Linked DNA regions of Homo sapiens: region 1 is linked to region 2. The links are chromatin loops, found by intact Hi-C in ENCODE. Cell type or tissue: PC-9. All regions are shown on one strand. Each heading gives the region's core, and the rest is flanking DNA. Links, peaks and the distances in the headings are about the cores only. Region 1 overlaps LINC02005 (long intergenic non-protein coding RNA 2005). Region 2 has its middle 42 kb from the start of MIR4444-2.

The links. Hi-C counts contacts between places; a loop is a spot of excess contacts. Peaks named below come from ENCODE experiments on the same cell type or tissue, not always from the same donor. Only the 100,000 strongest peaks of a DNase experiment are listed, where the experiment ranks them.
Region 1: a loop joins it to region 2, with 6 times the contacts of the local background. A loop is called at or near these places in 27 of 110 quality-filtered maps.

What each region holds. Positions count from the first base shown.
Region 1 is chr3:73,863,241-73,874,656 of GRCh38, forward strand. LINC02005 (long intergenic non-protein coding RNA 2005) reads left to right here. Exons shown (of 4, transcript NR_146637.1): 3 at 6,536-6,721. Among named protein-coding and RNA genes, the nearest start is that of LINC02005, 60 kb to the left of the region's middle. RefSeq lists an enhancer at 11,406-11,416. In PC-9, for the core only: CTCF peaks have their summits at 5,664 (motif pointing right) and 5,863; no DNase peak of the experiment used is centred there.
Region 2 is chr3:75,166,464-75,177,879 of GRCh38, forward strand. No RefSeq gene overlaps it. Among named protein-coding and RNA genes, the nearest start is that of MIR4444-2, 42 kb to the right of the region's middle. In PC-9, for the core only: a CTCF peak has its summit at 5,373 (motif pointing left); no DNase peak of the experiment used is centred there.

The sequences.
Region 1 (11,416 bases), core at 1,878-9,877, 1.3 Mb before region 2:
TTTTATAACTATTTGTTTATGAGTTATTTTTAAAAGATGATGCTACAGAGAGATATACAGATGCATGTAAGAGACACCTAAAATTTGACCTTTTACAGATCCTAACATTTGGGTTAAGACTTTAAGAATTTTTTCTCTGCAAACACAATGCTTTTATATTTTTATGAAACTGGAATTATATAAGTATTAATATAATACTTTTTTCTTAAAAAGCTTACTATGCCATGTACATTGTTTATATTAATAAACTTAGTTGAATACTTAAGTAGTTTCCTTTTTTTTTTTTTATTATGGTGAAAATGCTCCAGGGAACATTCTGGAACACTAGTTTCCATAATTGCTTGTGTTAAATAACTAGGTAGAATTACTGGGTCACCCTTAAGATTTAGACACATAGTATCAGATTGTCCTTAGGGAAGGCTTACAATTGTGTTTTCCACACCCTCCAATGTGCTTACTCAGAGAAGCCTTCCATGACAATAGCATTCCGAATCAAATTGTATCACCTCTACCCCAAGGCTCTTTATTCTATTAACTTGTTCTGTATTTCTTTGCACTTATCGCCACTTGACATACTCGAGTATTCTTCTTGATATACTTGACATTCTTGATATTTCACTTATCTCAGAGAGGTGTTCTGTCACAGTAGCCTATAAGCCCCAGGAGTGCTGGGACTTTATTTCTGTTCACTGTTGTATTTCCAACTCTAAGAACAGTGCCTAGCATATATTAGATCCTCAATAAATACTTGTTGGCTGAATCAAGGACTCATTTCTTTCTTTCTTTCCTTTTTTTTTTTGTTTTTTTTTTTTTTGAGACGGAATCTCGCTTTGTCACCCAGGCTACAGTGCAGTGGCATGATCTTGGCTCACTGCAACCTCTGTCTCCCGAGTTCAAGCGATTCTACTGCCTCAGCCTCCCGAGTAGCTGGGACTACCATGCCCAGCTAATTTGTGTATTTTTAGTAAAGGTGGGTTTTCACCATGTTGGCCAGGCTGGTCTCGAACTTCTGACCTCAGATGATCTGCCCACCTTGGCCTTCCAGAGTGCTGGGATTACAGGCGTGAGCCACCGTGCCCGGCCTCAATGACCCATTTTTAACAGGAGATATTATCTTTCCTATTCTCCGTCATAGAGAGCCATATTCCAGTTGAATAGCAACATAAAATACAGTCATATGAGGACAGCATAGCCAATTAGTGTGTTCTGTTACACCTGCCTTCCATCCTTTCAGCCAGCTCTTCTTCAAATGTCCCAAATTTACTTACTTTAAATATGGAAATATTACTACTGTCAGGATGGCAAAGTTTTTATCCCGCCCCTGTAGTGGACATGACCTTGGATCTGGGATTGGCAAATGTTTTCTGTAAAAAGCCAGATCATAAATATTTTAGAGTTTTCTGGCCATACAGTATTTGTCACAACTACTCAGCTCTGCTTTTGTGAGAGCAGCCATTAACAATAGGCAAACAAATGTGTGTGACTGTGTTCCAATAAAACTTTACTTACAAAAACACCTAGTGGATGAGTTTTAGCTTTAGTTTGCTCACCCTTGCTTTAGAATCAGAATCTTAATTAGTTTTCAATAGTTCAATTTTATAAAGCATCGAGAGCATGTCTATCCAATGAAATGTATCCACAGCTATGGACAAATATGTAATTTTAAATTTTCTGGTAGCCACATTACAAAAAGTATAAAGAAACAGATGAACTTTATGTTAATACATTTTCTTTAGCCAAGTAAATTTGAAATATTATTTCAACATGTAGTCAATACAAAACATCATTAACGCAATATCTTACAGCTATGTATGAAGTTTTTGAAATCTGGTGTGTATTTTGTACTTCTAGTACATCTCAATTCAGTCTAGCCACAATTTCAAGAGCTCTGTGTAGCTCCTGGCTACTGTATTGGACAGTGCAGATTCGTAGCAGGTGTTTTCAACCTTGGCACTTCAGAGACTTTGAACAAAAACGTATTTGGTTAAGGGGGCAGCACAACTCATGATAGGCTATTTAGCAGATGTCTTTGACAACTGTCTATTTGATGTGAGTAGTGCCTTCCCAGTTGTGAAGACCAAAAATATTTCAGACATTCTAAATGTCCCCCAAGGGAAACATTGTACAGTCGGGAGCCATGTATCTAGAATAAGGATTCTAAAACTAGGTCAGTGAATCCCCTGGAACTGAATACAACCTTTAGTGCCTATGTGATTTGGGTCAGGGGTGAAGTGGGGAGGAAAGGGTCTATGGCTTTCTATAACTCCTCAAAGGTGTCTGTGATCCAAAACAGGCTAAGAATCACTGACTGAATAGAAAGAGATGTTAAATTATGCCACTATATGCATATCGCCAATTAGTTCACACCCTAAATACAAGCATTTGCCTGTATTCTTTCAAAATGAAATAAATTCCCATAATGACCTCCCCAAACTTTGATCTTTCTGAACTGTACCATTGCTTTTCTGTCTTGATTCCTTAGTGTTGGAGTACTGACTTTGAACATTTCTCTTCAAGCATTACTTAGCAAGAAAATCCATGAAGGGGTAGATTCTAGTTAAAATATTGCAGTAATGGAGAGGGATTATGTGTAACATTTTAGCAACAGGAGAGTCGTTATTATTTAACTCTTAAGTTGGCAAAATGGAAAGATAATGAGATTGGGAGTCAAGAAACTCACATCTTCTAGGCAGCTGTGTGACCTAGGCTGAGTGAGAATGACCCCCATCCTTTCTCAGAGGGCTCTGAGAAGGAAGGGAGATAACTGGTACAGAGAATAGTAACGTTATTTCCTAAAATAGTTGTTCTGATTCACACTCAAAAGTCTGCTTGCCTATGTCAATCTGCAAACACAGACTGGAGTAGTTTAACTATGATGACAAGGATAATGAAGGTAAGCTATAATTAGCTTTTCCTATTTCCTCTAGATGGTATAAAATATTAGGAAGAGTTGATAAAATCATTAGAATATAAACTATCTCTAGTGGATGTGAGCATCTGAAAACAAAGGTCCTTAACCATCGGCTCCAGTCCCAGGTGATTATTTTCACTGTAATGATACATGCTCTCCCCAAATCTGTGATGCAGGGATGAGGAGACTCACATTCTTTTTGTGCAGTTAAAATTTGTGCACTTTGAATCTGAATTAACTGTGGGTTCTGTGGTTGGATATTACTAAGAGACTTCTAACTATCTGTCCTAATTGAAATACTTTCCTCAATACCAACACATTTCTGTGCCCAAACTGGCTTCCTTGTTTAGTCACATAGATATACCTACTTCTTACTCACTCTCCCAGAGCAAGTTGAGCCACCCTTTGGGCCACAGTTCACATTCAGGAAGGGCTTAGACTATTGATATATAATTTTAGACTTTTTGAAAGCGCCTTTGCAAAATTATGACAGTAAGAGAAATCTGACATAGTTGACTGCATCTTGCTTCTGAACTTTAAGCTGTCCTTTAGTCATTCCTGGGTATATGCCAAGCTAACTTTGGGATGAATTTAATTTATAGTTTATCCTTAAAGCAAGAATGATAATAGCTCTTCCCCAAACTAAACTGCCTTTGTAAAACCAATGAAAATTCACAAGGTTAGAATTATGAGAGGGACCTGAGTTCTGTTAAGATGTTGGTATAGTTAAGTGATAATGAGCTACCGTTTGGAAGTCATGAGATTTGTGACTTCCCTAATTTCTCCTGTAGGTTACATCACTATTGTAGAACCCATGATTTGCCTTTTGAGATTTCTTTTCAGACTTTTGCATTTCTGACAAGCAGCTGACTTCACCAAGACTGGCAACTCATGACCCAACTGGTCCTGTGATCCCCACACAGGCTGACTCAGTGCACAGGGAACATTTTCCACATCCCTGTGATTTCATCCCAACCAATCAACATTCCCCATTCCCTAGCCCCCTGCCTACCACATTATGCTTGCAAAAACCCTAATCTCCAAGCCTTCCGGGAGACTGATTTGAGTGGTAACTATGTCCATGTGGCCAGCCTCGTGTCAATTAAACTCTTTACTGCAATGCTTGCAGTCTCAGTTAATCAATTTGTCCATGCAGTGGGCAGGAAGATGAACCCAGTAGGCGATTACATTTTTTTTTCTTTGCGATGGAGTCTTACTCTGTTGCCCAGGCTGGAGTGCAATGGTGTGATCTCGGCTCACTGCAACCTCTGCCTTCCCAGCTCAAGTGATCCTCCCACCTTAGCCTCCTGAGTAGCTGGGACCACAGATATGTGCCACCATGCCAGCTAATTTTTTGTATTTTTGGTAGAGATGGGGTTTTGCCATGTTGCCCAAGCTGGTCTCAAACTCCTGAGATCAAGTGATCTGCCCACTGCACCTCACAAAGGGCTGGGACTGCAGGTGTGAGCCACCGTGCCTAGCCGCAACTGCATTTTAATGCTATCATATTTTCTCTACAAATTCATACTTATTGTCAGAGAGATGTATTGACAGGATTGAAGAAGAATGACGTCATCATATACTTTCATACCTGTGACCTAGTTCTGGAGCACCCTTCTCTTAGTACACTTAGAGCTAGATTTTTAAAAATAGTCTCTGTAATCATCTTACAAATAAGACAATTATATTGCATTTGTGTCAAAATTATTAACAGGAAAACAGACTCCAATTTCAGAAACAAAATATACCACTAAATATAACTTGGCATTTCTTTATATTTTAATATATCAAGATCCTCAAGAATTTAGAGGGAGTCTGGTCCTCTCTTGATGGCTGACAGGTTTGTCTTCCCCTTCAGACCCAAAGGGAAGTGAGGACATGGATGGATGCTAAAAGGAAGACCCCGGTGGGAGGTGGGGGAAAGCAATGTAGGAGATCAGAAAGGAAACAGAGAGGGCCCAGGGACACAGCATCCTGAGGAGGTCAAGATAAGACTTTTATTATTATTATTATTATTATTATTATTATTTGAGGCAGCGTGTCACTCTGTTGCCCAGGCTGGAGTGCAGTGGCGTGATCTCAGCTCATTGCAACCTCCACCTCCTGGGTACAGGCCATTCTCCTGCTTCAGCCTCCTAAATAGCTGGGCCACCATGTTACCCAGGCTGGTCTTGAACTCCTGGCCTCAAGTCATCCACCTGCCTTGGCCTTCCAAAGAAAAGACTTTAAAATAAGAAAGAAAATAAATGACCCACAGTATGACTAGGACATCCAAAGCTAGACATTTGTCATGTGAAAAACATCAGTATCCTCAGGGCACATTCATATTAACAGGCAGGATAACTGGCATCTCCTCAATGCCCAGGACCTGCGCATTTGGGGATATGTCATTCCTTCCAGCTAAACAGGAAATAATACCATAAAGGAGTTTGATACAACAGGGAAAGGGTGAGGATACAGCCTGAAGATTCTAAAATGCCTGCCCAATATCTTCCTGCCAAGTCATTATAATCTCCTGTGGCTCTCGGTCTTTTTCCAGCCTTACTTTAAAGGCAAACAACCTTTTTCTCTAGCATTTTATGACCATACAGTGTAAAACCAAGTACAGTCTAAAGCCTTTGTGGTTTTATTCCCAACTATTGGGCTCTTAAAAAGTTTGGGCTCATATGTTCAAAAGGCCTGAGAATTGAAACAGAAGACACTTTGAATTTTACTGGATTGAACACTCCATGAAGTTTTGCCACTGGAGGGCACCAGTCAACAACATTAGATGCCAACCATTATTCCTGTCTAAAGTTTTTTCCTAGGAACTTGACTATGGAGTCTAAATAGAGTCCTGTTTCACAGATTAAAGTGGAGCCACTTTATCCTTTCATAATTCAGGATTTCAAAGACCAATTTCTTAGAATAATTGGAAATCACAACATTTCATACTCATTTCTGGAATCAATATTTTTAGCCCAGTTCACATTAACCTAGTAGGTTCCCTCTCAAAAGAAATGACAGGGGAATATTTACCTATAATCGTTTGGCAATTACCGTTTATCATAAGAGGAGATCTGCATGGTCTGACCACAGGAAATGTTGAGTTTAGTAGCGTTTAAGGAATGGTCAAATTCAATACAAATATTTAATTTCATTTAACAAATGTTATTTTCAGCTTGTTTGGGAAATACTTTAATTTGAGACACTTTGAACTAGATATTTTAATGGACATTCCCCTCCACTTCAACTTTTTTTTTTTTTCTTTTTGAGATGGAATCTGGCTCTGTTGCCCAGGCTGGAGTGCAGTGGTGCAATCTTGGCTCGCTGCAACTTCCACCTCCCAGGTTCACACGATTCTCCTGCCTCAGCCTCCAAAGTTGCTGGGACAACAGGCGTGTGTCACCATGCCTGGCTAATTTTTTGTATTTTTAGCAGAGACCGGGTTTCACCGTGTTAGCCAGGGTGGTGGTCTCTATCCCTTGACCTCGTGATCCGCCGGCCTCGGCCTCCCAAAGTGCTGGGATTACAGGTGTGAGCCGCTGCGCCCGGCCTCCCCCCTCAATTTAACATCTAGCCATATCATTCTTGTGTATGAATATTATTATGGGAATAATCAAATCATCCTCTCTGTCTCTATAGGATACCCCATGGTTCTCCTACCACCAGATGCTACTGAGGCTAAACTGACTGGACTGAGGAAAAATATCTGTGGGGAAAACTTTCTTTCAGAATCCAACTTTGAACCAGAGAAATCCATTCTCTTGAAGCTGTCTGCTGTGGAGAAGTTGGCCTTACCAATCTGCCTTTGAAGTTCAAGTTATACAGGTTTGCATTTTTTCCTTATTTTACTCTACACTCTCCACTCTATTTTTCAGATGACTACCTGCTTGTCTTCATGTATTATAATTATTGTTGTTCTGCTTATTATTTCTGCTTACCAGTTTTCTTGGCTCTTTCTAGTTTTTGCTACTCACCTCAGTCTGAACCCATATAAATCTTGGACAGACTAAAATTGCACAGTGGGATCATTTCATTCACATGAGTTTGCCAATATGTGGGTATTAACAGGCAAAGGTGGCTGAGGATGGCGATTTGGGTATTAACTGGTAGCGGTGTCCCTGTGTGTGCTATTTTCAAAGTTTTTGCTGATACTGTAGCATTGGCTCTTATATAACTCAATATCCTCCTACGTGAGAAATTTCTTTTGGTCTACATGTAGGAACTTTGTCTTTAAAAAATCTATTATCTCTCTGAAAACACATGGACGTATAGAGGGGAACAGCACACACTGGGTCCTATCAGAGGGTGGAAGGTGGGAGGAGGGAAAGCATCAGGAAAAATAACTAATGGGTACTAGGCTTAATGCCTGGGTGGGTGATAAAATAACCTGTACAACAAACTGCTGTGACACAAGCTTACCTATATAACAAGCCTGTACATGTATCCTGGACTTAAAAGTTAAAAAAAACTATCATCTCTCAGCTACCTCACAGGGATGTTTTGACATTATATGAATTATGTTAATTAGTGCCAGGACAGTGCCAGGTGCAGACAGTCTCAATAAATATGAGTTTCTTCTCTACTTCTTATTTCTATTTCCTTTTTTTCTTGGTGCCTAGAGACAGATTTTATATCAGAGCAACTGTATTGACCAGAATGACAATTCATTTGCTTTACTCCTCTTTTCTCAAGCTTGCTATTTTACCATATTGTTCTTCTCTTGAAAAAACATTTTTTTAAAGTCGTCTAAATGATTAGGGGCAGAAATAAGTATCTGAAGAAGAAATGTGGTAGCCCCTCCTGGGATGTGGAATCCTGAACAACCCCCAACATGAGAGATCCTTCATGAGAGATTGGGTCAACATGGTATTCTTTCAGGGGAAATCTGTGCCCATATAAATGAATCGTAGCACAGACCTGAGTTCAGATCCTTGCCTTGGCATTTACAACTTGGGTAAACTTGAGTAGAGGGAGAATGAAGAGTTTTGGAACTCCTTTCTCTCAGCTGTACAATGGAGACTAATAACGCTTACCCAATGATATTCCTATGAAGACTCAATAAAATAATAAAAATGTGCTTGATATCATTGTTTTTGTTGTTGTTGTTGTTACTCAACTAGATGGTTACCAAAGGATTGTCTGACTCTGGAGATTTTATAAATGGGATTGCCTAAAATGATAGGTCTGCCCATGATAACCCTTAAACAGCCCCTCTGCTTCACCCAGCTGCTCATCTTCCTGGCCATGCACACATCTTATGCCCCTCTGCACTGGTACTGCAGCTCATAGGATTCCTCCTCATTGGAATCTACAGAGATGATTGACCTCATCTCTCTAAGTCTTTCCCATTGTCTTGAGTCCAACTGACATCATAATTCTACAAAGCATCCTTGTCCCAGAGCAAGAGAACCTGATCTCTATTTCCTATGAATGTTTATCATTCTATTTCCTTCTTGCCGGGTGCAGCTTCCCTGGTTCACTACAAGCCAGGTTCGTTATTTGACTGGCTGTGCTACATGGCATCAGTGAAACACTTACCACAAGACAACTCCTTGACGGTAGAGCCTCTGGCTTTTTCATCTCGATATACCACATACCTAATTCAATGCCTAGCAGAGAAGTCACTCAAAAAACACTGTAAGAATAAGGAAACCACTTATTTGATATTGTTATATATATATATATGTATGTATTTTATGTGCCCATAAGATACTTTGAAGTTCTTTGAAGTCAAGTACTTACACAGAACATTAATGTTAAAAACGAAATTTGGGAAGAATAAAAGCCAGACATTATGTCCTTTTTGGTGGAAGAATACACTACCTATGATGTAGCTTGTCAAAAGGATTGATCCTGAATCTCATCAAGCTTTAGATCCAGCCACAATTTATAGAAAATACAAAGAATAGAGAAACACGTTGATATGGTTGATATTGGCTCTGTGTCCCCACCCAAATCTCATCTTGAATTGTAATCCCCAAGTGTTGAGGGAAGGATCTGGTGGGAGGTGATTAGATCATGGCGGCAGTTTTTCCCATGCTGTTTTTATGACAGTGAGGGAGTTCTTACAAGATCTGATGGTTTAAAAGTGGCAGTTTGCCCTGCACTCTCTCTCCTGCTGCCATGTAAGATGTGCCTTGCTTCCCCTTCACCTTCTGCCATGATTAGAACTTTCCTGAGGCCTCTCCAGCCATGTGAAGCTATGAGTCAATTCAACCTCTTTTGTTTATAAGTTACCCAGTTTCAGGTAGTATCTTTATAGCAGTGTGAAAATGGACTAATACACATATTAATGACAACAAGAGGTTGCAATCCTCAAAATTCAGACTGTGGAACATTCCACTATAGTGGTTAAACTGTCCCTTGACTGTTTTTGTACACCCTCAAGCTAAAAATGGTTAAAAGATGGTTTTAAATTTTATTGCTCTATTTTATGTATGTATGTATGTATGTATTTAAATTTTTAAAAGTTTGAAAAAATAAACAATAGATGACACAGATGCTTGCTCTATAGGATTAACATTCCAACTTTTTTTTTTTTTTTTTGAGACAGAGTCTTGCTCTGTGGTTCAGCCTGGAGTGCAGTGGTGTGATCTTGGCTCACTGCAGCCTCTGTCTCTTGGGTTCGAGCGATTATCCTGCAGCAGCTTCCAAGTAGCTGGGACTACAGGCACACACTACCACACCTGGCTAATTTTTGTATTTTTAGTAGAGATAGGGTTTTACCATGTTGGCCAGGCTGGTCTTGAACTCCTGACATCAAGTCATCTGCCTGCCTCAGCCTCCCAAAGTGCTGGGATTACAGGCGTGAGCCACCGTACCCGTCCAACAACCCAACTTTTATGACAAATAAATTGCAAATGAAAGGAGAGATTAAAAGAGACTGAAGTCATAGATCAACTGGTTGCAATGAATTGATTTTACTTAGATTCTGATGCAAACTAAAGAACCATAAAATAGAAAAAGAAACATTCATAACATTTATGATACAATTGATGATATTTAATAATATTGATATAATCAATGATATTTTATGTCTGATAATGGCTTGAAATTTATGTTTATTAAAAATAGTCCTTATCTTTTAGATAAACGTACTGAAATATTTATGGATGATGCTGTGTGGGATTTGCTTTCCAGTAATAAGGGAAAGAAAGCAGATTTGGTTTTGGATTAAAGCAAGATTGTCCATGAGTTGCTAATTTTTGTAACTGGTGACTTATTTATGAAGTTTATTATATTCTTCTGTCTATTATTTCTTCTATGTTTGAAATTCTATGTAATAAAAAGTTCAAGAAAAAAATGAACAAATTTCAGAGTTCTATCTGGGCTGATTCCAGCCAAAATACCTCTGTCATGGCACTGGATTTTTCTGATCTCAGTTTCCTTATCTGTAAAATGGATATTATAATAGTGCCTACTTCATATGGTTATTGTGAAAACTATCTGAGCTAATGTATATGCAGCTCTTAATGCTTAGTACATAATGAAGCATTCAATTATTCTTAAATAGTGTTGCTGCTGCTGCTGTTAGTACTTTAACTCTCAGAAGGTGTTGCTATTTATGAATATTAGTTGCTGAGATGGTAAAGGAGGATAAGACAATAGAATTTTTATTGGGAAAACAGCTAGTATAATTATTGCAATCTACAGGTAACTGGAGACTCTGTAGTTCCCATCTTCCCCAACTGCAGTGTCCCTAAGGGGAGTGGGAGAGGATGGGAACCACACAGCCTCCAGTTACTTGTAGATTGCAATGACTATTCTGGACCAAGTTGTCAAACCTTATAATAGCCTAGTGTGGGGCAAGCTGTCTAGCTGGGCACTGAGCTTTTCCAATCAGGAATGTCACCTAGTAACCTGAAGGTCAGGGAGAGAGCAATACAATCAAACACTCAAACCAAACCTAAGAGCCATTTATTAAACTCAGCTTTATAATAATTTTTGATTATTGATGAGAAGTGTATTGCCAGAATAAAGACTATCTAATACAGGCTTAAGGGGGAAAATAACTTGAAAAGTAATTTATCAAATCCTTATTGAATATTACCATTTCAGGGAGGCAATATACCACAATAATTTATAGCAGCACTATCCATAGTGCTGGTCTTTGATGAGATAAACAGCTCGCTCCAAAATGAAAATCCACACATTGCTTCCTTACTAAAAAAGTCTTGCTATTGAAAAAAAAAATGTCATTTGAAGTAAACAGTATGCTTAGTGACATAGTTGATTTGCATGCTGGCACAAGCTCCTTATGTTCATAGTCTGTTAACTAGAGCATAGTCTACGTTTTTGAGTGAAAGTAGTTTAGAGCAGTGGTTCTCAACCAGAGGCCGTTTTGCCCCCCAGAGGTCATCTGGCAGTGTCCGGAGACATTTCTTATTGTCACAACTGAGTGGGAGGTGCTGTGGCATCCAGTGGATAGAAGCCAAGGATGACCTACATTGTAGTGTCCTTCACAACAACGGAATATTCCACCCAAATGACAATACTGATGAGGTCGAGAAACCCTCTTTT
Region 2 (11,416 bases), core at 1,904-9,903:
GACCATGGTGAAATGCATAGATTTGCGAGTCCTTTGGTTGACAGATTGCTTTGCCTCTGTATTTTTACATTGAACTATTTTAACATTTTACACAATGATGCAGAACATTCAAAGACAACACAACTGTGGATTACTTTCTGGAGAAATGGACTGGCTTGAAAACACATCTCCTTCTGTGGACTGCAGCACCCTTTCTGCATGCTGGCAGAGCCATGTTGCACTTGAATGGACCTACTGGCAAATTTGGACATATTTGGATACTCTTCTTATTAGTATGGTACATTTGTGTTATTCATCACCACTATTGTGTTATTCACCACCACTATTTATAATTAGTAGCCTGGATTCTATTGGTGCATGTAGGTCTGCAGCTTCAGTTGTTGTCACAGGAAAAGGGGGGGATTTTTATTTACTTACTTAGTTTTGGTTGGACTGACTGCTGAGCTGACAGAGAAAAAGAGCTACTTCAACACCAGTATAGGAGAACCAAGTACTGCAGTAAATGAGTTTAAAAGGCATCTAGCCAGCTTTACCTGTTCCTGCTGATACATGAGACTTCAATCCAGCCAGAGCCGCAGGGTCTAGAAGAACCTACCCGTGTCTGAGCCTGAATGATAACGGATATAATAATACCTTGAACTCATGTAGCACTTTTGTACTTGGACTTTCAGAAAGGTGGGCTGAGCAGGTGCTATTATCTGCATTTTACCAAAATATCTCTCAGAGGCAAAAAGCGTGTGGGGAGGGGTGAATAAAGGTAAATATACCAAGATGAAGCCAAAGAGGCTTGAAAATAAGGTAGAAACAAGTGCACTTAGATTGAGAAGTTGCATGAAACCTTATGAATTGTTTTTGGTTACTTTCTGCTACTGGTGTTACTTATTTTCTAATTAATTACATCAAGTAACTGTCTGTTGATTAACTCATGATATTGTACCTAGCATGTTTGCTAACAATAGGGGTCTCAAGCTCAAATGCTTAAAAAGTCTAGGCAGACCAACCTGCATGAATGGAAGGGTGCAGGTTAGGGTATGCTGACCTGGGAAGCCCCTGCTCATCATAAAGTGGCCATCACTACTCAGGTCCATTGAGGGAGTTTCTAGGAATGTAGACCCAGGGTAGACTTGTTATATGACTCTTTAAAGGAAGCTGAAAGCAAACTTGTGTAATCTCTCATTTTTTTTTAGTTTTGCAACTAATTAAAAAAATTAAACCTCCAAGGGCCAAAGAATACTTCTTTGGAGATAAATTTGGCCCACATGTTGCCAGTTTCTCAACCATCCACTTATGAATTCAGAATTGTCTGTTAATCCTACATATTGGGCCAGGTGTGGTTGCTCAGGGCTTTGGGAGGCCAAGACAGGAGGATTGCTTGAGGCCAGGAGTTCGAGACCAGCCTGGACAATATAGCAAGACTTTGTCTCTACAAAAATTTTAAAAGATAGCCAGGTATGGTGGCTCATGCCTGTAGTCCCAGCTATTTGGGGCTATAGTGGGGAGACTAAGGGAGGACGATCACTTGAGCCCAAAAGTTGGAGGTCACAGTGAGTTGTGATTATGCCACTGGACTTCAGCCTGGGAAACAGAGCTGAACCCTATCTCAAAAAAAAAAAGAAAAAAAAGAAAAAGAAAAGAAAAAAACCTCCTGCCAATATGGAAGTCTTGTAACTTGTTCCCAGAGAGAATGTTTTCCTTGAACACTTACTGTCAATAGCAGGAGTGACTTCTTTGAATGGCAGTTGGGTGAGCCCTGGAAATATCTGCAGCATCTCAAAGAGTATGAATAGAGCTTTTTAAAGCTCCTTGCATGACCTTCTATTAAATATAACTTACTTTGATCTTTAACACTAAAAATTAGGTAAGCAAATATTTATAGGATATATAGACTGTTTAAATATGTTCCTATGGGAGCAGAGTGACATGTCTGCACACATGGTAAATAGGTTTTCTTTTAATTTTATGAAGTTATAAGTTCAAGTGGTCAAATAAGATAGTAATAGAAATCTTAACACATATTTTTACAAAAGGACTCATTAGATCTGATTTAGCCACGGAGCTAAATTTAATTCATAATAAAGGCAGTCAGTTTTTAGTACTCTTCCTGTGTTGGAATTTGGTATAAAGCAAGAAATATGAATTTTGAATTATCAATAATTGATATATATGCAAGTGAGAAACCAGTTATTGACATAACTCCTCCTGATCTAATATAGCTAGTGGATATAGAAGTGGGAAGTAAATCTTAGCAAAGCTAATTTATTATACAAATAGGGAAAGTGAGGTACAGAAAAGCAGGATGTAAGTTTCTCAAATTCACAGGGCTAATGAAATGAATGGCCCAATCAGGACTTTAAAAATCCAGTCCAGGTTCTAGGCAATATAACAATAAGCCCTAAGCCCCAAACCAACCTACCCCCACGACACACAAACACCTTGGGTAAAGGAACTAGGAGTAGGTATATGAGATTCACTCTTCCTTCCCACCCTTCCCTTCCCTCCTTCTTCGCCCCACCGCCCCCAGCCCTTCTTTCTTTCCTTTCTTTATTCCTGTTTGAGGTACTCTGAGTTGGGAAGTAAGAGAGTAGGGATGTCATTATGGTTGCTGGTAGGAAATTCACCAGCTAAATCTATTGATGGAGGGGGTTCCAAATGGATATCGGGAATTAGGACATTCTCGTAATTTGAAAGATTCTAAAATATTTCTTTCATGGGATGTGATTCAATTTACCATTTCCCCAAGAAATATAACTTCCTGAAGGAAGATATGTTAATAAAGGTAAGAAAATAAATCACAAAATCCATTACCCAGAGACAGTTGTTTTTTATATTAAAATATGTGATCTTCATTACTTTTCCCATGAGAATTTAGGTTTACAAAAATTGATTCCGTCCATACATTATTCTTTCATTTAAGGATTTTCAAACTGTGACTTATGACCAATTAGTGGGTTAGAAAATCGATTTTGTGGGTAACAACAAGCATTAAAATAATTAATAGAAATAGACTATAAAGTAACTGAGTAAATAGTGCAGAGTAAGGATAAATATTTTGTCAGTTATATATGTGTGAATGTGTCTAGGACCACAATGTAAAGTGATTTTTGTATTGTCAGTAAAAATACTAGAAAACCAGTACTGTGGCTAGCTATTTCTGCTTATTATTATTATTATTATTATTATTATTATTATTATTATTATTATTATTTTGAGACAGAGACTTGCTCTGTCACCAGGCTGCAGTGCAGTGGCACAATCTCAGCTCACTGCAACCTCTGCCTCCCGGGTTCAATCGATTCTCCTGCCTCAGCCTCCCAAATAGCTGGGACTACAGGCATGCACCACCAAGCCCAGCTAATTTTTGTAGTTTTAGTAGAGACGGGGTTTCAAAATGTTGGCCAGGATGGTCTCGATCTCTTGACCTCGCAATCCTCCCGCCTCGGCCTCCCAAAGTGCTGGGATTATAGGCATAAGCCACTGTGCCTGGCCTTCTGCTTATTAATTTTATAAAACCTCCTTGTTTTTTTTAAAGACAGCATCTCACTCTGTCACCTAGACTGGAGTGCAGTGGCACAATCATGACTCACTGTAGCTTCGACCTCCAGAGCTCAAGCAATCCTCCTGCCTCAGCCTCTCAAGTATCTGGGACTATAAGCTCATGCCACCATGCTGGGCTAATTTTTAAATTTTTAGTAGAGTTGAGGGCTTCCTAGATTTCCCAGGCTGGTCTTGAACTCCTGGGTTCAAGTGATCCTCCTGCTTCACCCTCCTAAAGTACTGAGATTATAGGCATGAGCTACTGAGCCCAGCCAAAGCTCTTCCTTTTAAACAATTATTGATGTATATAATCACTTTGAATTCTGCCTGAAAAGAATGCATGCCATCTCACATTATTGCTCTCTGCTTTGTGAGGAAATGAGATCCTTTTGCTTAGAAGGATCACAGGTTCAATGTTTATTCCCACTCCAGTCTCATCTTGGAGGAGTCTTCCACTGACTATTGTTTTTATGGAGAGAAAGAGTTTCCAAACCATTACATTTCTGCTTACAGTGGCTTGGAATTTAAGTTCAACTATTGTCTGGGTTGGTGTTATTGCTATAGTAATCTAGCAGCAAAATACCATGGGTTTAGGATTCCTCCAGCCCAAACAGTTGGTATCTTGAGATTATTTTGCCCACATGTCTTTACTATTCATCCAAGCTGATTCAGGAATAAAGCAAACCCTTTTCGTTGCTTTTTGTTATTTTAGTAAGGACAGGTGCTGTAATGGATTCTTACATGCAAACTTGCTAATGCCTGGATTCTGTAGACTTTGATTTTGAAAAGAAAAATAATTATGAGTTCAAGGACAATAGATTTATTTATTTTCTCTTCTCTTAGCCACATTTTTAGTTTACTTGTATGGGTCACTGCACTTTGTCAATTATCCTTTTTTCTTCATTTGGCTTGCAGGTTTCCTTGAGCCATGACAGAAAATTAATCTAACTTCCAAGGATTAGTTCACAAATTGGGTGACCTCCATCGAATATGGGGGCAGTGGCCACAGCTGATCTTAAATCCTGACTTTTCTCAGTAGAACACCCTGCCCATTGGTCACCAACTCTAACTTGTCTTGAACCAGGGTGTGGGATTAAAAGCTACAGAAAGAATATAGGTTTACTAAACTTTTCTGGCCTTTTAATTTTATGTTTTAAGACTCATATAGTAAAGGCTAATTTATGTATTTGCTGAAGCAATGTCAGAATTGCTTTATGTATGTAAACAGGTGCACATACACACAAACTCATTATGTTAAAATTACACAGTGCGATGACTCTCTCTAATGCACACTGCACATAAGCCAAGCTTCCTGAAATTTATTTGACATAATTAATAAAGTAAATGTATCAGAAGATCAAAAAGTTGTCTCTAGAGTTTGCACATGAAAGTTCTTCCTTTGAATTGAAATTTTTATATATTTTCTGTGATTTGATAAGAGCAGGGCTGAAAATTGACAATCGTAATAATTATTTCCAGTTGATAGCCTACCACAGTTTTCTGCAAGCTGAAAAAAAAACTGACAGTACGTGGTCACTCTCTTTAAAGGGCTTACATGCTTTCCATCCTCACTCTAAAGCATAAAACGTGTCAAATGAACTCTGTAGAATAGGGGGTAAAACTAACATTCTTGTATGTAAATAAAATAGACTCGCAGGAGTAGCAGTTTGAATGTGTGTGCCACTCTCCTATGTTAAGGCCCTGGGCAGTTATCATGTCAAATGCAATGAAGTTTTACTAGTTCTCACAAGCAAGCAAGGAACATTTAAGAAGTACAATCTCATTTCAGGAATTAGAAATAATTCAGGTTGGAGAGACCTCTAGTGGGCATTTCCATTCATATCGATGATGAATCAGACAAAAACAGATAAAAGTTGATTAAAAATCACATTCTATATTTCTGCAATGATACATTCTTTTTAAAATAAAGTACACCTTATCAGGATATATATGAAATAGCCAAAACAGGTGCTCTTCAGAAAAATAATGAAGGTTTAAGTCTGAATATATATACTCAAAGCTAACTGTATTTTCCCTGTTAAAGTGCCACAGAACCAAAATGTAAATGTTAGTAAAAAATTTTACAAGTGGATATTTTTATCTACCTTATTTCTGCTCTCACTAAAATCCTGCTTAAAAATTCATTAGAATATAAATCATACATAAGACATTTATCTATTATTATCCTCAGTCAAAGTTTAACTGAATTGCATCATGGAAATTTTTCCAAAATGGGATACCAGTTATTCAAAGCTCCCTTCTGTCATACTCTCACACTGTATTTCCCAAGACACTATTGGACAAATAAAATTGGTAGCCAGAGCAATTATGAAAAGCCAGGTCAAAGAAACAAGTCCCTGCCCTACCTTTAGAAAGCTGAAAATGTGCTGGAGAAGAGACAACAAATCACAAAAGCCTGGGAGTGCCCTTGGCAAGGATATCATTCCCCAGAGAGTTTTGAGCTTCTCAAGCCATGCTTAATAACAGAAAATAAAGCCTGCTGAATTTTTATTGTCTGTAAGAATATTACAAAATACAATGAATTTTTATTTCTACCTGTTTATTAAGATGCACGTTTCAACTTATTTCATGTCATAATACAATGTGGCTTAGTTCTTCATTGCTTAGTAATTAACTGGATGGTTAATCATATTTCCCTCTCAACTGCAAATTCTTTGAAAGCAGAGAAGGCATTGTCTTCTCTTCTTACACCTCCTTATTAACATATTGCTCCCACACCTCTGTACTGCACAATTTCTGTACTTATTTAAGTGCACTTGCTCCTTCTCCTCCACGACTTCTTGAAAAGGCAATGTGGATTCCACAGTGTATGGCTAAGGGTCTGGAGAAAACATCTAGCCCAGCTGCAGACCCTTGGGTGTTTATTACTATTATTGATGATTTTGATGGTATTCTCTCCCTCCTTTGAATGTTCCCATTTCAGGCAGTTTTGTCTATAAATAGGATCTACCTTCCAGAGCCAATGGTTCCAATAGAGTTCTTTACTTATGTCAGTGAACTTAAATTTTAAAAATCTGTTTTCATAGAAGGTTAGCAGTTTTTTTCCCATTAAGAATGTAGGCTATATTATCTCTAGTGTATTCCACAAAAGAAATCAAAGGTATTTTCATACCAAGTTACAATTGTGGCAAGTAGAGCCAGTATTGTTTAGGCACTGTGTAATTATGGTAATTATTATGCCTGTCATTTAATCTTGGTACTAAAAGAGAAGCTCATGTATTATCTTACGAATTTGTATTTCTTTTAATATGTTAATTCTATCAATATGATGGTTTTTGTTTTTATGCCGGCTGATTTTGTTTTTGCATTGGCACATATTCAGAGAAGGGCTGCTGAGGCTTTATCAGAAAATATTAAGTGAGATTCAAGAACTGGATTAGCTTCCACTTAGTTATTCTTGCCCCCTACCCCCATAATTCATTTCAAACTCCTCCTTCCTCTGTAAGTGATAAAACCCTTGATATAAAATGGACTTGTGAAAGTTTCAAAGTGCCCAGGAAGAAGGCACTGGGCAGGCGATTTCCAATGGAGGTGGTCCCAGGTAAGAGGTACGAGGGAGAAATGGCCCAGATGGTAGCTGCTTTGAAAACGGGCAGGGGAAAAGCAAATCCCTGGAGGCAAGCTGAAGGAGGAAGGAGGGGAGTATAGTGCACTGACTGGGAATCAGCCTCACGGCCTGCAGAGCTGGAAGCTGCAGAGCTGAGATCTTAATGGGCATACCCTGGATGATAGGCATAGAATCTATTGCCCCTACCTCAAAGACTGGTATGAGGAGAAAGAAATCGAAGCAACAGGTGGTGGAAGAAATTCTGACTAAAAGGAATCACAGTGCTGTGTCCTAACTCAGCTACTGTCTCATTGATGGGTGGGGTGGGGGGTGGCTTTTAAAAATTATTTCAATAGTTTTTGGGGGGAACAGGTGGTGTTTGGTTACATGAATAAGTTCTTTGGTGGTGATTTCTGAGAGTTTGGTGCACCCATCACCTAAGCAGTGTACACCGTAGCCAATGTGTAGTCTTTTATCTCTCACCCCACTCCCATCCTTTCTTCCAAGTACCCAAAGCTCATTGTATCATTCTTATGCCTTTGCATCCCCATAGCTTAGCTCCCGCTTATGAGTGAGAACATACGCTGTTTGTTTTTCCATTCCCAAATTACTTCACTTAGGATAATGGTCTCCAGGACCGGCGTGGTGGCTCACACCTGTAATCCCAGCACTTTGGGAGGCCGAGGCAGGTGGATCACGAGGTCAGGAGTTTGAGACCAGCCTGACCAACATGGTGAAACCCCGTCTCTACTAAAAATACAAAAAAAAAAAAAAAAAAAAATTAGCCAAGCTTGGTGGTGGGCGCCTGTAATCCCAACTACACAGGTGGCTGAGGCAGGAGAATTGCTTGAATCCTGGAGGTGGAGGTAGCAGTGAGCCTAGATCATGCCACTGCACTCCAGCCTGGGCGACAGAGCAACACTCCGCCTTGAAGAAAAAAAAAAAAAAAGTCTCCAATTCTATCCAGGTTGCTTTAATGCTTTAAAGGAATTTTTAGCTATAACATATAAATAATTAAATTAAGAACTGTCAGATGTTGGCCAAAGGGCACAAACTTTCATTTATAAGATGCGTAATTTCTGGAGACCTAACATACAGCATGGATGGTAATGGAGGTTTTAATTGATTTGATTGTGGTAATCATTACACAATGTATCATATATCAAATCATTACATGGTACATGTTGAATATATAAAATTGGTATTTGTCAATTTAATGTCTAAACATTTTAAAAAGATGACAGCGTGGAAGAAAAATGAGAATACATTTAAAAAATTCAGAACTAAATATATTATCTGTCACATGGTGAATTCTAAAAAATTGTTTGTGGAATAAATAAGTGGACCTTTCAGATTTTTTTAAAAAAAAAGAACTGTCAGTATTTAGGAAGGGAGACTTCCATGAAATTGCTATCATATTCCATTTTAATCCACTCTTTTGATCAATATTACAGGATCTGGATGCATTCATTGTGCAATATTGGAAATTATTCTTAGCTTATAATTATACTGTGGCTGGGGAAAAGATGTTCTTTAAAAAACAAAACCTGTAAGTGACCTACTCTATATGAATACTGTGTCTTCTTTTTGTTTTTTCTAATTATTCCGTGAATGCCCATTTTCCTTTTCTCCAGGCTGCTACTGTCACATCAGTGACAGTTATCAGGCCCCTATTTATTTAAAAATTTGAATAAATGCACCAACCCAGGCTACTTCCATTGCTTGCTGCCAAATATTATTAGGTTTTTTACTAATTAATTACTAATTCAGTTGTCAGCTGAATTAGTCTCTCAAATTAATGTGGCTATGCAATGTGAGAAATCAGATATCAGTTGATACTGTAAAATAATATACACATTTTTTGAAAGACACATTTCTATATAAATGTAAAATGCTACAGAATTAAAGGAAAATCAACCGACCTATAGATGACAAAGTCGTGCTGCTGACAATGCTATTCATTGTCTTAAAGGCTTGCTTATAATAGTTCAAACATCAATTGCAGAGTTATGTACTTTCACAATCACAGAATGTTTATTACCACAAACATCTTTTAATTTCTTTTCTCTGAGTAAAAGTTTCCATAATTAGAACTATAAAAATTTGACATTAAATTAATGTGTTTCTGAAACCACTGTTTCAGTTAATGATAGTGATATCACTATTTGTCTAAAATGCTTGCATCTTCACACTGAGGAGTCACTGAAATATCTTAAAGTTAGCAGTGTTCGGTGCATCTAGTAACCAGTTTATCATTCACACTAAGCCCATGTTCTTTGTGTCTATATAGTCTACTCCAAACCTTACATATGTATATAAAACATCCACTTTATGATACCAATTTGAACCACCATATTATATCTAATTTGGAACATCATCAAATTATAAATCTATCTAGTTGGGATGGAAGAGCTAAGTTACCTCAAGGTCATTTCTTGAGAGCTTGGTATTCTTATATCGAGATTAGAAGGGGCAGCAACCATATAGCGCTGGCTTGTACATCATTAAAACCAAAAATGGAATTGAATTAATTGCCCCATGGAAAAATCAGAAATTTCACAACCTCCTCTCCCACACACAATCATGTTCCCATACTATCATTTTCTTTTTAATTTTATTTGTACTGACAAATAATAATTGTATATGTTTATGAGGGTACAATATAATGCTTTGATCCATGTATGCACTGCAGAAAGAGCAAATCGAGCTACTTAACATCTATTACCTGACCTACTATCTTTTCTTGAAAATTCGGGCTCTCTTGGTAAAAGGGACCTTTATCTTGCCACGCTGCTATCATCCAGAGGTTAGTGGTCCTGTCATTTCTCTCTTTTGGAGAGTAGGCAATTCAAAGTGTTCAGTTTTTCTCTCATGTCCTGATATCAAAAATGTATATATTTTTGGGAAAAAAAGTCTTACAATTAAGAAAAAAATAATATGTATTCACAATGCAGAAATGAGGATATATAAATAGGAAAAAGTTAGGTGGGGTGACTAAAAAGTCACGCAGCTATCGCTGGGAATAAATGAAGATCCTATGACCACTGATTCTATGCTTTTACCAGAAACTTGCTTTTATACTTGAAAAGGTACTTCCAAGTCAGAGTACAACATCTTTTAATTTTAGAATTTATGCTGTATTATTTTTAGAACCTTCATAACTGCCATCAAAACATATATTGGAGTTTATTTTTTAGGGACACCCAGACATCTGCAGCTGAGAAGAAACCAAGGACTCGTCAGTCAAAATTAAGAGCTTGAGCTTTGGAGTCAGGCAGATCTGGATTTAAATCTTAGTTCTCTTGTTTATTGGCAGTGTAACCAGAACAATCTTCTTAAACTTAAAGTTACCTTCAACTGTTCCTATTTTCCTATATCTTTGAAATAAATCCATAATTCAAACTCTTGTCATCCCCTCCATGGCCATCCTGCTCCCCTAACCCAGACAACTCTCTCTACCCTAATCACTTGCCCAAATTGTTTCTGTGCCTCCTGACCAGTCTTACTTCTCAAAATTTGCTAACGACTTTGCATTTCACTCAGAGTGAAAGAGAAGGTTCTTACTGTGATGTATCAGTAAAAAGCCATATGGGATGTGCACGCCTGACTCACATTCCTTTGTTATTTCCCTGATCTCGCCCTCCTCTATGCTGCCTCCTGCTGAGTCTACTTATTCTTGTGTTTCTTTTTCTTTCCTTTTCTGTAGAAGTGGGGGGGGTCCCTATTTGCCCAGGCTGTTCTTGAACTCCTGGACTTAAGTGACCCTCCTGCCTTGGCTTCTCAAAGTGTTGAGATTACGGGCGTGAGCCACAGCACCTGGCCCGAATCTACTTATTCTAGCCACACTATATTTGTTGCTATTCCTTGAACACCTCGGGCACATTCCTTCCTCAGGGCCTCTGCACTTCCTGCTTTGAATTATTTGCTTGAGTTATTCTTCCTTCAGTTGTCTACATGGCTACTACTTTCAGGGTGTTACTTAAAATCTCTTTTACAGGGGGTGACCTAACTCGTATGCATAACATTTCAATTCCTTTCAAACTCTTTCCATCCTCTTCCTTGTTTCATTTTTTAGCCAAAACCTTTCCACTATCTAATATGCTATATGTTTTAGTTATTTAGCTTGTTTACCATATGATTTGTCCCCAAGGGGATATAAACATCATAAATGAGGATGTTAGTTTGTAATTATCACAGAGTCCAGAATAGTGCCTGTTACACAGAAGCACTCCATTAGTTCTTACTGATGAGCAAATAAATGAAGAAATAAACCTCTCTGAATCCAGGAATCCCTCAGGATAACCCTCATGAGGT